Linked DNA regions of Homo sapiens: region 2 is linked to region 1. Evidence: chromatin loops called from intact Hi-C (ENCODE). Cell type or tissue: IMR-90. All regions are shown on one strand. Links, peaks and the distances in the headings refer to the core of each region. The heading gives the core; the rest is flanking DNA.

Evidence for each region. A loop is a pair of places that touch in the nucleus more often than their neighbours do. Peaks named below come from ENCODE experiments on the same cell type or tissue, not always from the same donor. Only the 100,000 strongest peaks of a DNase experiment are listed, where the experiment ranks them.
Region 2: it touches region 1 in a loop (2.2-fold over the local background); 1 of 110 quality-filtered maps calls a loop at or near these places.

What each region holds. Positions count from the first base shown.
Region 1 is chr1:55,593,277-55,601,882 of GRCh38, reverse strand. No RefSeq gene overlaps it. Among named protein-coding and RNA genes, the nearest start is that of LINC01753, 350 kb to the left of the region's middle. In IMR-90, for the core only: no CTCF peak of the experiment used is centred there; no DNase peak of the experiment used is centred there; H3K27ac peaks cover 392 bases.
Region 2 is chr1:55,543,565-55,552,170 of GRCh38, reverse strand. No RefSeq gene overlaps it. Among named protein-coding and RNA genes, the nearest start is that of MIR4422, 320 kb to the right of the region's middle. In IMR-90, for the core only: no CTCF peak of the experiment used is centred there; no DNase peak of the experiment used is centred there; H3K27ac peaks cover 724 bases.

The DNA.
Region 1 (8,606 bases), core at 136-8,135:
TGTGTATGTTTTGTAAAATTTCATCCAATTGCCACTTAGGTGTATTTTTTTGTAGCCATGTTATACTTTAATAAAAAGTGAATAAATAAACCTAAGAAGAAAAAAAATAAAGAGGGTGGCTATGTAAATTACAGCTAGCCATTGGATGCCTTTGGAGAAGCAGCTGGAGAAGCTGCTGCAGTCAGATACCAGGGACAAGAGAAGGCTTTACTCAACCTGTGCTACTAAGGATGCTTTACTCTCTCATGTCCCTCAAACCTTTGAATACTCCAAAACCTATAGGTTAGGCCTTCCCTGGTCATAGTCTCTCTGTGCAAACAACACACCTGACTTATCAAGGGCCTGCAATCTCACTCACCTATCCATCTTCTAATATTATCAGCTGTGTACAGTACTTTGAACAATGCCTGGCTATAAAGTAAATAACAGATATAAATGTAAAATGTTACATGATTCCAAGAGTTCATGTCTTTTTCTCTCTCCTCTCCAGACTGTTCATTAGCTAGATAATGAAAGAGGCATTATCTGCAATGGGGAGCAGTGGGCAATGAAGGCACAAGGGAGGGCAACCTGATTCTTTAAGGTGATGGGGGAGGCTTGAGGAAAACCATCTGGAGGAAGTTTCATCTCAGCTACCTCCAGATGGTTTTCTTCCTGGAGAAAGTTGTGCTCTCCAGGATTTAGGCAAATGGAGTGGGGAACAATAGGGAGAGTGTTCCAAGGTGAGATGACCACATGGGCAAAGGCCTGCAGATAACAAGCGTGTAACTCTTGAAGAACTGAAAGAGACTCAGTCTGGAAGGTTCCCAACACTTTCACACCATGAGCACCTTAAAATCTACGGAATTTTGTCAAACTGCCAGATTGGGGAGGTAGTCAGGAGGTCTCATCTGAGAAGAAAGTCCCTTTTTGAGCAGTAAGGTAGCTGTGAACCTCCGCATGAGAGAAGCAGAAAGACAGGTCTGAGTGAGGCCTTTTGGAACCCTTGTCTGCTGTTAGCCTTGTATTTCCAGGTTGCTCCATCAACCTTGCTGGTAGATTTCCAAAAGGTGTCTCTTGATGTGTGGCTTCTCCCATATCCTCTTGCATAATGGTTGAAGAGAAACTGACTACAGTTTTAAAAACAGAATAAACTGCCCCGCTGAGGATCAACAACTTCACTGAGCCTACCATACCCAGTGAAGTATTGCAACCCAAGGTATCCCTGAGCTTTGGGTCCACTAGGAAAGATTGTGGGGCCTAGGCAGGAGACCAAAACTACCTTTCTTCACTCCTTTTCTATGTTCCACAAGGAGAACAGCAAACTGCTCTGTATACTATAAATTCTAAAGCAACAATTAAAATAACAAAACAGAACTGTAGCTAAGAAGCCAAAAAGGAGATAAAAATGGAATCATAAAAAAAACTCAATCCAAAAGAAGGCAGAAAAAAGGGAAAAGAAAATTAAGAACAGATGGAACAAATAGAAAACACATGGCAAGATGATAGGCTTAAACCTAAGCATATTATAATCACTTTAAATGTAAATGGTCTCATAAACATAGATGCAAAATTTTAGCAAAATCAATTGAACAATATAAAAAAAGGTCATTGCATCATGACCAAGTAGGGTTAATCTCCAGGATGCAAGGTTGTTTCAGCATTCAAAAAATCAGTCTGTAATTCACTATGCGAACAAACTAAAATGTATTTACTGTCTCAAAAGATATTGTATTAGTCCCTTCTCATGCCTCTAATAAAGACATACCCAAGACTGGGTAATTTATATAGGAAAGAGGTTTAATTGACTCACAGTTCTATAGGGCTGGAGAGGCCTCAGGAAACTTACAATCATGGTGGAAGGGGAAGCAAATATATCCTTCTTCTCGTGGTGGCAGGAAGGGGAAGGAGTGCCAAGTGAAGTGGGAAGCCCCTGATAAAACCATCAGATCTCGTGAGTACTCACTCACTATCATGAGAACAGCATGCGGGAAACCAACCTCATGATTCAATTATCTCCACCTGGTCCTGCCCTTGACATGTGGGGATTATTACAATTCAAGGTGAGATTTGGGTGGGGACACAGAGCCAAACCATATCAGATGTAAAACAAAATTGACACAATCCAACATCGATTTCTGATAAAAATAACTCTCTGCAAACTAGGAAAAGAATGAAAACTCCTCAATCTGATAGAGGACATCTATGAAAAACCTACAGATAAAATCATACTTAATCATAAAAGAGTGAATACTTTCCTTCCTAAAATCAGGAATAAGACAATGATGTCTATTCCTACCACCTATTCAACATCGTACTGGAGCTTCCAGTAAGTATAATCAAGCAAGAAAATAAAATATGTGTTTTCCAGCTTACAAACTATGAAATAAAAGTGTCTTTATTTGCAGATAACATAATCATCCTTGAGAAAATTCAATATACTCTACAAAAATGCTGCTAGAACTAGTGAGTTTAGCAAGGTTGAAGAATACATTACCAATACCCCAAAGAATCAATTTTATTTCTATATACTAGCAATGAATAATCAGAAAGTTTTCTAAAATGCAGTTTGCAATAGCTTTAAAAACATTAAATACTTAGAGAAAAGTCCAACAGCAGATATGAAGAACGTATACACTAAAAACTATAAAATATTGCAGAGAGGAATTAAAGAAGACCTAAAGAAATGAAAAGCTAAATATATCTTGTTCAGCATTTAGAAGACTCACTATTGTTAAGAGAGCAACACTCCCCATTTAGCCTATTGATTCAACACAATCCCAACCAAAATTCCAGCATGTATTTTTTGAGAAATTAACAGGCTTTCTAAAATTCACAGGAAAATGGAAAGGATCTAGCATAATTAAAACAATTTCAATAAAGAAGAAAGTTGTAACACTATCACTACCTGCTTTCATTATAAAAGTATAGTCATCAAGACAGTGTGATTATTATTGATTAGACAAATATCAAATAGATTAATGGAATGAAATAGAGAATACTGAAATAGACTCACATTATATAGACAACGGATTTTTGACAAAGAATAAATGGCAATTCCATGGAGAAAAGACAGTCTTTTTAAAAAATGGTGCTGAAACAATTAGATATTCATAAGCAAAAAAAACCTTTTGTTTATACCTCATTTCATATAGAAAAATATACTCAAACATAGATCAGATGAAAACCTAATGTAAAATCTAAACCATAAAACTTTTAGAAAACCAACATGAGGAAAAATCTGTGTAGCCCTTGGATCAGGCAAAGATTTCCTAGATATGATACCACAATCATGATCCATAAAAGAAAAAAAAGAATAAATTTATAAAGACACACTGTTAAAAGAATGAAAAGACTCGGACTGAGGGAAAATATTCACAAAGCACAAATCCGATAAAGACCTTGTATCTGGAATATACAAAGAACACTCAAAATTCAATATTAAGAAAACAAAAAGCCCAATTTTAAACATTGCAAAATGATTTGAACATACACTGCACAAAAGAAAATATTAATATATGTATAGCTAATAAGCAAATTAAAAGATATTCAACATCATAGTCATTAGGAAAATACAAATTAAACTACTAAATGTTGATTAGAAAGGCTGGAATTTAAAACTAGCAATACCAACTGTTAACAAGGATGTGAAAAAACTAAAATTCTCACACATTGGTAGTGGGAATGTAAAAGGCTACAACCACTTTGGAAAATAGGTTGGATGGCTTTTTTAAATGTTATACACAGAGCTACCATATGATCCAGCGATTACACTCCTAGGAATTTATCCAAGAAAAAATAAAATAGCTCATACAAAGATCTGTATACAAACGTTCTTAGCAGCTTTATTTGCAATAGACAGAAACTGGAAAAAACAAGACCAAAAACAAATGTCCATTAACAGGGTCAATGAATAAACAAATTTTAGTATATCCACACAATTAAATACTACTTGGCAATAAAGAAACACACACAGATGAGACTCAAAATAATTATGCTAGGGAACATAAGTTAGACTTTAAAGAATACTTACCATACAATTGTCTTTATGTAAAGTTCTTTAAAAAGTAAAAAAATTAAATTGGAAAGGAAGAAGTCAAATTATTCTTGTTTGCCGATGACATGATCTTATATTTAGAAAAACCTAAAGACTCCACAAAAATCTCTCAGAACTGAGAAACAAATTCAGTAAAGTTGCAGTATATAAAATCAACACACAAAAATCCATAGTGTTTATACATACTAACAGTGATCAATCTGAAAAAGAAATCAAGAAGACAATCCCACGTATAAGAGCTACAAAATATTAAATACCTAGGAATAAATTTAACCGAAGGAGTGAAAAATCTCTATAAGGAAGACATAAGACACTGATAAAAAAAATTGAAGAGAGCACACACAAAAAGCAAAGATATCCCATACACATAGATTGGAAGAATTAATATTGTTAAAATATCTATACTTCCCAAAACATCTATAAGATTCAATGCAATTCCTATCAAAATACAAATAACATTCTTCACAGAAATAGAAAAATAATCCTAAATTTTGTATGGAACCACAAAAGACCCCAATTAGCTAACACAATCCTGAGCAAAAAGAACAAAGCTGGAGGCATCACACTACCTAATTTCAAAATATCCTACCAAGCTATAGTAACCAAAACAGCATGGTACTAGCATAAAAGTAGACACAGATCAGTGGAACAGAACAGAGAACCCAGAAATAAATCCATGCACTTAATAGTCAACTCATTTTTGACAAAGTTGCCAAGAACATACACTGAGGAAAGGACAGTCTCTTAATAAATAGTGTTGGGAAAACGGTAAGAATCAATACGCAGAAAATGAAACTAGACCCCCATCTTTCACCATATACAAAAATCAACTCAACATGGATTAAGCATTTAAATGGAAGATCTGAAACCACTGAAAACTGAAATTACTAAAAGAAAACATTGGGGAAACATTACAGGATATTGGTCTGGGCAAAGATTTTTTGAAAAAGACCTCAAAAGCACAGGTGACCAAAGCAAAATTAGACAAATGGGATTACATCAACCTAAAAAGTTTCTGCACAGCAAAGAAAACAAACAACAACGTGAAGAGGCAACCTACAAAAAAGGAGAAAATATTTGCAAACTACCCATCTGACAATGGATTAATAACCAGAACATGTAAGAAACTCAAACAATTCAACAGCAAAAAAAAAAAAAAATCTGATTTAAAAATGAGCAGAAGACCTGAATAGATGTTTCTCAAAAGTAGACATACAAATGGCAAAAAGGTTTATTAAAAAGTGTTCAAAATCATTGACCATCAGAGAAATTGACCATCAGAGAAATGCAAATCAAAACTACAATGATATACTATCTCACCTCAGTTAGAATGGGTATTATCAAGAAGATGAAAAATAACAAATGTTGTCAAGAATGTAGAGAAAGGGGAATGCTCATACACTGTTTGTAGAAACATAAAGTAGTACAGCCATTTTGGAAAGCAGTATAGATATTTCTCAAAAAACTAAAAATAGAAGTACCATATGATCCAGCATCCCACTGCTGGGTATCTATCCCAAAAAAAAAAAGGGCAATCAGTATATCTGCACTTTCATGTTTATTGCAGCGCTATTCACCATAGCCACAATATGGAATCAATGTAAGTGCCCATCAATGATGAGGGAATAAAGAAAATGTGGTAATTATCCACAACAGAATATTACTCAACCATAAAAAGGAATGAAGTCCTGTCATTTGCAGCAACATAGATGTAACTGGAGGTCATTAGAGTAAGTGAATTAAGAAGGCACAGAAAGACAAACATTGCCTGTTCTCACTCATACGTGGGCACTAAAAGGGCAGATCTCACAGAGGTTGAGAGTAAAATAGTGGTTACCAAGCCAGGGATGGGAAGACAGGAGGGTAGATTGAAGACAGGTTGGTTAAGAGGTACAAAACTACAGTTAGAAGAAACAAGTTCTAGTATTAAATAATATAGTAGAAAAATTATAGTTAACAATAATTTATTGTATATTTACATATTTCTTTCTTTTTTTTTTTTTTTTTTTGAGATGGAGTCTCGCTCTGTCACCCAGGCTGGAGTGTAGTGGCACGATCTTGACTCACTGAAACCTCCACCTCCTGGGTTCAAGCGATTCTCCTGCCTCAGCCTCCTGAGTAGCTGGGATTACAGGCACACACTACCACGCCTGGCTAATTTTTGTATTTTTAGTAGAGACAGGGTTTCACCATGTTGGCCAGGCTAGTCTCAAACTCCTGACATTGAGATCCACCCATCTCAGCCTCCCAATGTATTTCAAAACAGCTAGAAGAATTGTAATGTTCCCAACACAAAGAAAAGAAAATGTTTGAGGTGATGAATATCCCAATTACCCTGATTTGGTGACTACACATTGTATATAGAGGTATCAAGATAGCATGTGTACATCAAAAATATGTAAACTATTACCAATTTTAAAAGTTTTTAAAATATTAAACAAATTTATAGTGGCAGGAAGCAGATCAGTGGCAGCCTAGGATGGGTGGGGAGTCAAGAAAAGGAGGCTACAAGGAAGGGGTTATAAAGTAGCATGAGAAGAGCTTTGAGGGTGATGAATATGTCCACGAACTTGATTGTGGAAATGGTTTCATGTAGGTATACATATGTCAAAACTTATACAATTACATTCTTTAAATATATGCAGTTTGCTAAGTGTGAGTTACACCTCAATTTTTAAAAACAGAAAAAAGAAAGCCTACAATGGTTTCACATCATCGCATTGCAATTTGAATCATGTTCTAACCTCTTATTGCAGCCTCAAGGTCCTGCATACTCTGGGCCACATCCAACCACCCACCCTCTCATCTTATTCTACACATTCTCTCCTCCCTCTCTCCTCTGCTGCCTCAGTCCCAATGGCCTCCCTTCTCATCCCTCCAAGCCCTTTCCCACGCCAAAGGCTTTCACTTGCTTTTCCCTCGTCCCCAGGACATTCCCTTGGCTGGTCTTCAACTTCAGGGCTCAACAAACCCATCACTCCTGCAAGAGGTCTTCCTGATGACCCAGACCGAGTAGGTAGGACGGCACCATTCCTCTCTGGCAGTCAGGGTCTACTTCCTCCATAATAGTTTTCATCACCTGAAAGCAGCATGTGTATTTGTTACCTACTTGTTTACTATCTATCTCTCTTTCCTAAAACACAAATACTTTAAAGATAGGGACCTTCCCTGTCATGTTCATTGCTTTATCCCCAGTGCCTCATGCACTCCCCGGCACATGGTAGTAACTTGGTAAATATTTTTTAATGAATGACTAAATCAAGCATTCTATTAACGTATTGAAAGTAAAAACCACTGAAGTGTTTTCTTTTCATTAAATATTAGCATTCTATACATGTAAGAGAGCTTGGTTTTAAGGCATTTATTTTCCTATTTTCATACTTTTAATCCATTCATCTTTCTGACTTTCAGGAATGCTTACTTTTTTCAGTTTACAAGCCAAAATCAGCTTCTTTGATGTATATAAACTCCAGGCTGCTTTCTGACAGGGTCCTAATAATTTGTCCTATGGTATTGTAATTCATCAAAAACTCATGTTTAAAACAAAGAATTCAGGAAATATTGGTTGTGTAAAATGCAGGGCATCTCCAGGCAAAAGTAAGGGTTATAATGTGGTTGACATATTGGGATGGTGGGAGCAAATGAAATAACCACTGTGTATGAAAAATATTATTTTGTTTCTGGTCTCTAAAGGTGAAAACTGAGTAAGTTAATAGCCTCTCTGAAACTTAAAATCACACAGTTAATAAGTAGCAAAACCAAGACTCCAATCAAAGTCTTCTTACATCAACCAGAGGAACCATGGAGAATGACTTCAGTTTTTAACATGTTCACTCAGAAATAATCGATGACACTTCTATTCACTTCATACTGGCCAAATCAAATCACATAGCCTTGCCTAATTTGAAGGAGATGGAAGGACAATCACTCCATGCTCCTAGAAGGAGGACAGAAATACTAGTGGGCAGCATGAATGTCTTCCTCCAGGCTCAGTTATGGAAGAGCTTGAAGAGAACACCATGAGCCAGTGTATAGCCAGGGAAGGCTTTGCTTTTGAGCATCGAGTGGCATTATCAAAAATTGAGGTTCTATTAAGGCATCAAGCTGAGGGATCTGTGATTTCATGGGGTCTGACTTCAGCCTATGAACATCTAGAAATATTAGTGGTGTTCTTACCCTAGGAGCACATAGGCCTGTGTCCTGGCATTGCATTTAAAGTAAGAGGCACTTAAGAACCATTTCATCTTGATGTAAATAAAGATTAGTGTATGTCTATTTGCTCAGCTCTGCAGGTAGGAACTTTCTAATCACATTCCCACCTCTAGTCAGTAACTAGGGCCCCACACCCCCAGCCCTGCCAAAACATCTTCCAAACTGCTGAAAGGTTTACTTGCTGACTTTGCAAAAGCCCCTCTGAAATTCCTCCTTTCTTAGAAAGTGGTTCTGGCAGGTGCTGAACAGTTCACACCAGATGGGATGCATTTACACAGAATCAGAACCAAAGAACACCCATCTCTTTGTGCATGGCCACAGGCTGGACAGAAAACATCATCTGAAGCTCTGCTTTTCA
Region 2 (8,606 bases), core at 295-8,294, 50 kb after region 1:
CATAAGTTTCCTGAGGCCTCCCAGCCATGCTTCCCATACAGCCTGTGGAACCATGAGCCAACCAAACCTCTTTTCTTTATAAATTACCCAGTCTCGGGTAGTTCTTTATAGCAATGTGAGAACAAACTAATACATGCTATTTATTAAAAAGTCTAAAAATAACAGATGTTGGTGAGGTTGCAGACAAAAAGAAACATACACTGTTGATGGGAGTGTAAATTAGTTCAACCATTGTGAAAAGCAGTATGGTGATTCCTCAAAGAGCTAAAAACAGAACTACCATTCAACCTAGCAAGCCCATAATTGGGTATATACCCAGAAGAATATAAATCACTCTGCCACAAAGACACATGCATGCAAATGTTCACTGCAGCACTCTTCACAATAGCAAAGACATGGAATCAGCCTAAATGCCCATCAATGACAGATTAGATTTAACAAATGTGGTGCATATATACCATAGAATACTATGCAGCCATAAAAAGAATGTGACTATGTCTTTTGCAGGAACATGGATAAAGCTGGAGGCCATTATCCTTAGCATCTATTATCCTAACACAGGAATAGAAAACCAAATACCACATGTTCTCACTTATAAGCGGGAGCTAAATGATGAGAACACATGAACACAAAGAAAGGAGCAACAGACACTGGAGTCTACTTGAGGGTGAAGGGTGGGAGGAGGGAGAGGAGTAGCAAAATTAACTATCAGGTACTAAGCTTAATACCTGAGTGATGAAATAATCTGTACAACAAACCTCCATGACATGTTACCTATATAACAAAACTTCACATGTATCCCTGGACCTGAAATAAAAGTTTTTTTTTTTAAAGACACACATTGGGACACATAAGCCTGAATTGGCCTCTGGAGGCATCATCATTTACCCCTTGATTTTCCAAAGAATATCTAGAGAAATCTAGGCAGAGATGTTATTAATTGTATAGCTCCCCAAACAGACCGTCCTGTGATGTGGCTGGAAAAGAGGGATTGGTTAAGGAAGGGAGGCTGACAGTTTCACAGGATGACACAATGGTCAGATGACAAGGGGTTTTAGAGGCTGGGCTGGTTCTTTGCCATTGTTCCACCCCCTCCCAGATCCATTCTCCACTCTCTCTTTCCTGCTTTGTGCTGCTGAGGGTGACCCTCATGCTGCACGACTCAGAGGTGCCTGCAGGAAATCGGGGCAGAAGAGAAAGAGGCCAGGGTATTCCTCTGGCTCCCTCCCTGCCTTGGTATACATTTCCGGAAGAGGCTAAGACCCTCCCTGACTACACCTCCTGTGGGTGGCCCTTCCTCCCGTTCTGGGTGGGGTCCCAGAAAGCTAGTCTCCTCCCTCACTGTTCAGGCTTGGGTAGTAATGGCTTCCCACTCTTGGTAGCCTCTGGGCACCTCAACATCTCATGTTGGTTCCCTTAACCCTGCCCACATCCCGCATGATTAGGTCCTTCATTAACCTCTCTCAAACCATCTAAGCTAGAACCTGCTTCCTCCCAGCAGCCAGATTGATGTTGAGGTCTTCCTGTGGAACCCTTACCTTGTATTCTACAGACAGGAAATTAAGGTTCAGGAGGCAGAGACTTGACCATGTCACAGAGCTACTATGTGGCAGAGTTGAGATAAAATGTTAGGTCTACTGACTCTCCACCCAGGATTCTGCCCACTCCGCAACATGTCTGCAAGCACCACGATCAGCCCTAGCCCCAGTGCCCAGAACAAGGCTGGACTGAGTGGGCTCTCGCTGATACCTCTTTCTCCTTTCAGGAACTGCTGGAAATGCCATGAAATGCTGTGGTAACAACAAATGTTATCTTCCAATCTAGGGTTCTCACTAGTTCTAGAAATAATCATTATCTATTTTAAGCAGCAGGAAAGACCCTCATTCTTCTCTGATCCAAGAGACTCCATAAGCTTTGGCCCTAGAAGCGCTAACTCAGTCTCAGACACCTAGACATCTGACCTTGAAAATATAGCCCCCTCCCTCTCCCTCAGAACACAAAAGCAAAATTATTTCCCTCAAAATTCACTTGACATGATGGGTCCTGGGCTGCTCTCCTAATTTATAGGTGTTTAGACTTAGAAGGAAGACCCAGTATTGCCTAGTCCAATCCATCTCATTTTGTAGTGGGGGAAAATGAGGTCTTGAGAAAGGAAGGGATTTTCTTAACAAGGTCAGTTGCAGACCCAGACTCCTTGACTCTCGAAATAATGCTTTTCTTCAATGACCGAGTTCATTCATTGATTTGTTCATTCAAACATTTGATGAGCATCTACTACACGCCAGGGCTATAATAGCAAACAAAACCAGACATGGTCCCTGACCTCAGAGAGTTCACAGCCTAGTAAGCCATCACAGATTTTTTTCCAAATTTCCATTGAAACATCACTAGACCAGGATTCAGGAGGACCAGGTTCTAGGTTCTGGTCTTCTGTATTATGTAGTCTCATCTAAGTGGTTAAACTTTCTCACCAAAATAGAGTTAAGGAAACTCAGATAGTATCCCTAGATGGGGTTAGGATAACACAAGAAAATGCATGGGAAAAAGAGGCACAGTGTTAAACAAGGAACAGTTCTTATTAACAGTAATATGGTCCAATGTGATCAGATCTTAGGACCTCTGGACTGATTGAGAAGGCACACACCTGGAAGAACCTTAGTTATTCTGCAGATAACTGACATTGCCATAAACTTTTGAAGGATTAGGGAATATTCTGTAACAGTATTCCCTGGCTCGATGAGTAGCAATGCCATTTATTAGTCATCATATCAAGCTATATTTGGGAATCATTCATTCTCTATCCTCTTCTTCAGTCCTCCATATCATCAATGATCAAGTCCTATCAATTATATCTTTTAAACATCTTGAAAATATCTCAGAGTCTCCATCTATATCACCTCTGAATCTTCTCTGGACTACTCCAACAATCTTATCCTGAAACTCTCTACTGTTAAAATACAGTAAAACTTTCAGAGAGTTAAAATAAAACATAACTGTCATACAAATATAAAGTGAACATGTGTTAAAGATTTATTTAATGCATTAATGAGGGAACCAGCCAGATGGTAAATCTAGCTTGTAGCATATGCAAAGGGCTGAGTATTTATATTATATAAGCACTGCAGAAAGAACGTTGGAATAAGATTTCTTGTTAGATATAAAACTGGTTAATGTCCTTCACAACAATAAAACCATAGCCTTTAGAATTTTTTTAATAGGCTGAGATTATTTGCAACTCCATTAGAAAAAAAATTTACAAACCAGCATGTAATTTAGCAAAGCTGGGTTCTAATCAATAGTAAACAATATGTCAAACAAAAGTACATTCCTGTAGAGTAGAAGTTGGCAGCCACCTTTTGTTTTTGTAAATAAAGTTTTATTTACACCATTCATGCTCATTCATTTACATATTGTCTTTGGCTGTTTTCATGCTACAATGGTATTTTTGACCAACTACAGCAGAGACCATATGGACCACAAGACTAAAATATTTACTATCTGGTCCTTTGCACTAAAAGTTTGTCAACCCCTGCCATAGAGAATTAAATATCCATCAAGCATACCTGTTAGACAATGCTCTGGTATGACAATGAGAACACATGCAGAACTCTTTGCCTTATTTCCATGTTTGGGACGATTTTTTTTTTTAAATATCTCTTTCACTGTCACTTTCTTCCTACCCATTTCCAGACTCTTACCAGAGCAATCCTTCAAAAGCACACATCTTACATTGTCAATTCCCTGCTTAAAATCTTTCAAAGTATCCATTACTTAGTAATTCAGTTGTACAAATTCCTGAGTTCTTGCAACCCCCAGTCACTTTATCTGGGGGGAAGATCCACTAGAACAATATGTGTGAAAGTCTGTGTACCCCACAAAGCAGCGCACAAAGGTTTGTAATTGCATCTATGACTAGCATGGTTAGTTTTTGTCCCACATCTCAAGACAACAGAAAGACTTTGGGCGTTCTTGGTTTGAGGGAACTGAGAGTGAGAAAAGATTAATAGGTCAAAGGGTATATACAGTTGCAATTCTATAGGACAAATCAGTCTAAAGACCTAAACTACAGCGGGAGGACTATAACTAATAATATTGTATTGTATATTGGAAACTTGCTAACAATGAGAGTACATAAAAGAGAGCCAACTGTGTGAGGTGATGGATATGTTAATTTGTTTGACTGTAGTAATCACTTCATTATGTATATGTATATCCAAACATCATGTTGTACACCTTAAATATATACAATTTTTAAAAAGGATTAATACCAACTAGCCCTGAAGCTTCTGGGAACTCGTTTATAGGACTTGGCACCTGGTACAGAGCTCAGTAAATGTGAGTTTATTCTCCTACAATCCTCTTACCTTGTGTTGATCTGAAATGAGGATTATGTTTCTTAGAGGGAGAAGAGATGATAGGAGAAGGGTGGGAGCAGGGCTAGGAGGAAAAATAACAGTGAGGACAACATCTGCTTTCTATTCCCCAGGCTCAGGGGCCCAGGCCGCCCTCCTGGTGTAACGTTTCTTCGTTCCATATAAACAGAAAGGATGATTCTCGTAATCTCCGCAACAAAATACGCAGGCATAAAACTGGGTCATATTTTACTTTAATGAGAGAAATGAGGAACTGTTTCCTTCACACAGAGAAGGCTGGGTTGCCATAATTAACACCAAATGGGCCTGAGGCTGATTGCTCAAATGATGAAGAGGTTGTTGGGATTGGAAGAAACCTGGGGCCTCAGGAGCTGCTAAAACATTGCCAGCCCTCCATTACCCCCATCCCTAACCCTCCTGCCCACCCCAACTAGCCAGCTGCAGCTCCTGAAAAACAGGGAAGAGGATCAACTTTCATTACATGCTTACTAGGTGCTTTATACACACACACGTGGATATGAGCTCATGAACACAGACACACACACGCACAAAATCATGACGGTCATTTCATCCCCATTTTCCAGATCAAGAAGCTGAAGTTCAGAGAGGTGAAATAACTTGCCTAAAATTCCACAGCTTGGAAGTTACAGGATCCTTCACCATCTGGCGTTAACCTGTCTTTCAAATCTCATTTCTCCCTATAACAGCACCCTTGTATAGTTTATAATCCAATCACATAGAACCACATCTCCCTTTGTATCTACACCTGCCTTCCTGCCTGTTCATGTGCTGGTATCTCAAATTGGACAGCCCTCCCTATTTTTGCTATTGAAATCTTACTCACCTTTCAAAAGTCAACTCAAAACTAAACACAGCATGGGCCGATAAGGAACACAGAGTGGTGACATACAGCATACCTGTGGACATTGGAATCACCCAAACCATATTCAAATACCAATTCTGCCATCTAATTGACCTCTTCTCTTTGAGCCCTGTCTATCCACTTGTAAAATGAAGATAACAATACAGGGTTGTGGTAAGGAGTGAATGAGTTAGCACATATAAAATGCTTTGCATGGGACTTGGCATGCAGTCCATGACTGTTAAACTTTTTGGTTGGAAAAGCAACATTGCCAGCCATCAAGACAGAGATTTAAACAACATAGGCATTTCAAAGGTAGAGTCTCAAAATGAGACTGCTGCTTTCACAAGCAACTATTATATGTCCCAGCCTACTCCCTGACTTCCAGACAAACATACCCTCTCATTATGCCCATGCCTGCCTCCCCATCTTTCTTGTAGTGGTTACTCCAATTATGACAAACTCGGAGCCAATTCCCAGGGCTATCCCCAGACTGCTGACCCTAGACTTATGACATGCAATAACCAACATCAGATAGGGTATCTGCACTGGGAATAGTAAGTTTGGTGACAGTAACAAAATCAAACTATTGTTTTCCCTTTTGTAAGACTTCTTTGATAGAAATAAGCTGACATGCCAATATGCAAAAAGAAGAAAATAAGGGGGCTCGAAAAGACAAGAAGATGGGAGGGGCATTTTAATTATCAAGAATTAGGAGAAATTATTGGGGGATTCTACAAAATAATGACCTGAACAGGTGCTCAGGATCTTTTTGCTGTTGCAACTCCCTGGGGGTGAATCAACGACCAAAATTAACTTGGCTGATTGCAGTAGGCTAGAGAAAAAGCCACATATGGCTGAAACCTCAAATATTCGGAAAGAAGATACAGGATGAGGGATTCATTGATTGTGATAGCAAAGGAAGGACCCCAAACTCCACCTGAACAGAAGATTGCCTCTCTAGAAAAATCTGGAGTGAACACTTCAGTTATGAGGTCCAGGGAAGAAAGCCCGGTAAATCCCCTAGGATCAAAGACAGGAACCATTCCTCCAACGAGCTATGTGCAGCTCCAGGAGAGATAGCTATTCTCATAGGTGGCTGTGTCCAAGAGGAGTAGCAATGTGGGGCCAAGGGCACCCCATTTCCATTGGGACTTTAGAATAAAGAAGCTTCTGAACCTCACCCCATCTTAAAGAACCTGTCATCAGCAGCCTACTGGAGAAGACATTTCTCCTTACCTTCCAATGCCTGTCAACCTCCCTGGCCCAAAATACCCCAATGCCTAGTGTGTATATCCTCCAAACCAAGCATTTAAAGAGTAGACATTATTTTAAAAGGGATCAAAACCATTGAAGTAAGGAGACCAGTCCCAACAACTAAAACAAAGTAGCTTTTAAGGAGGCAAGACATAGTTAGAATTCTTAAGGAGATATTGTGAAAGCACAAAAATATACTTGTGGTACTTCATGAATTATTTCAGAATTTTAAGATTTAATAGAGAAGTTTTCAAACAAGAGCATTTTTTCAAATTAGGTATAAGAAGTAACCCCCAATACATGGCAAAAATACAAAAAATTGAAAATCATCTGTAAAAAGATAAGAGACACGAAAGACATATGTAGGTGATATATTATGGAAGTAACAGAGTTTCAAAAGGGGCACAAGAAACAGATGGAGGAGAATAACAGGAAGTTAGAATTAAAGAAGTTTTACTGAGGTTAGGAAAGACATGAAACTTTATATGAAAAAGATGCACCTTTGTCTTAAATAGGAATAATTTTCAAGTGACACACACTAGACATACCCTGGTGAAATTACGTAACTCAAAAAAAAAAAAAGAAAAAATATTTTTAAGCTTCTTGTGGCAACCATGAAAATGTGGCAGCCTCTCAGATCTCTTGCTGCAGAGAACGTAATTAACGGATGGCCCCATCTGCAGTCCCTCTGAATCCACCACTAAGTTTATGGGGATGCTATGCTTCCTGCAGGCTGCATGCAATGAGTAAGCATGGCAGGGATCCTACAGCAGGCCAGTCCTACAAGATGTGGGACTCTTCCAATGGACAACTTTGGCTTGAGGGCACCCCATGGGCCTGGCCAAATCTTCCTTGCAAGTGTGCCACAGTCAGAGATGACTTCAATCTAATTCCCCTGCTTTCCCTCTCTCCTTCCACAGGTTTCAGATCTACATCATGACCTGAAGGTTCTCCCAGGCTTCTCCTGCTCCCGTGCCAATAAGTCTCCTACATATCTAATCCAATCTTTGTATTGTCCTGGCAGACCTGAACATCATAGATGAATGGATGGATGAATAAATTGAGATCTATATAACATGGTGTGTGTGTGTGTGTGTGTGTGTGTGTGTGTGTGTGTGTGTGTGTCTACAGTTGTCCCCCTTTATCCACAGTTTCACATTCCACAGTTTCAGTTACCCAAGTTACAGTACAATAAGATATTTTGAGAAAGAGAGATCACATTCACATAGCTTTTATTACGGTACATTATTATAATTGTTCTATTTTATTTTTGGCTGTTGTCATTATTCTCTCACTGTGCCTAATTTGTAAGTTAAACTTTATCATAGGTACATATATATAAGAAGAAACATAGCATATATAAAGCTTGGTGCTATCCATGATTTCAGGCATCCGCTAGGGGTCTTGCAGCGTTTCTCCTGTGGATAAAGGGAGACTACCTCATACATAGTTCTGTGTGTGTATGTATTTATGTATCTAGACATAATTTTGCATGTCGCTCTTCTAAGTCTCTCTTAGACTGAAATTAAGACTTAGATTTCTCATACGCAATACTGGTAATAGAAGACACCGAATCATGATTTTTAGATTCTTGAGAGAAAAAATGATATTCGAGCAAGTGATATCTTATATTCTGCCAAGACATGAATTTTAAGGGCAGACTGAGGTGCATACTCATGATGCTCACAAAATCCCCAGTTCTTTACTTTCCAGGCACACAGAGAGATTGGCATTTCTCTATACCTCTAAAATTTGACATGATCATGTGACTTTTTTGTTCAATGAACCCAGTGAACTGTGAATGAAAATAAGTGTGTCAATTCTGGGCAGAAATATTTACTGGTGGTATGAGACTTTCTAGCATCTTCTCCCCTTGCCGTTATGATCTGGGAAGGTTGTGTTGATACAGAGAGCAACACTGAGCTATCACACAGAGGACAATCTCCCTGATGAGTCCTCTGAGACCAGCAGCAAACTTGGTATGAGCAACAAAGAAAGTTATCCTTGTTCTGAAGGCTTCAAAATTTGAGTCGTTTTGATTTCTGCGGCACAAGCCAGTCTACTTCACTAACACAAAAGCAAAGCCACAGGAAACGAAATGTAAGCTCCATGAG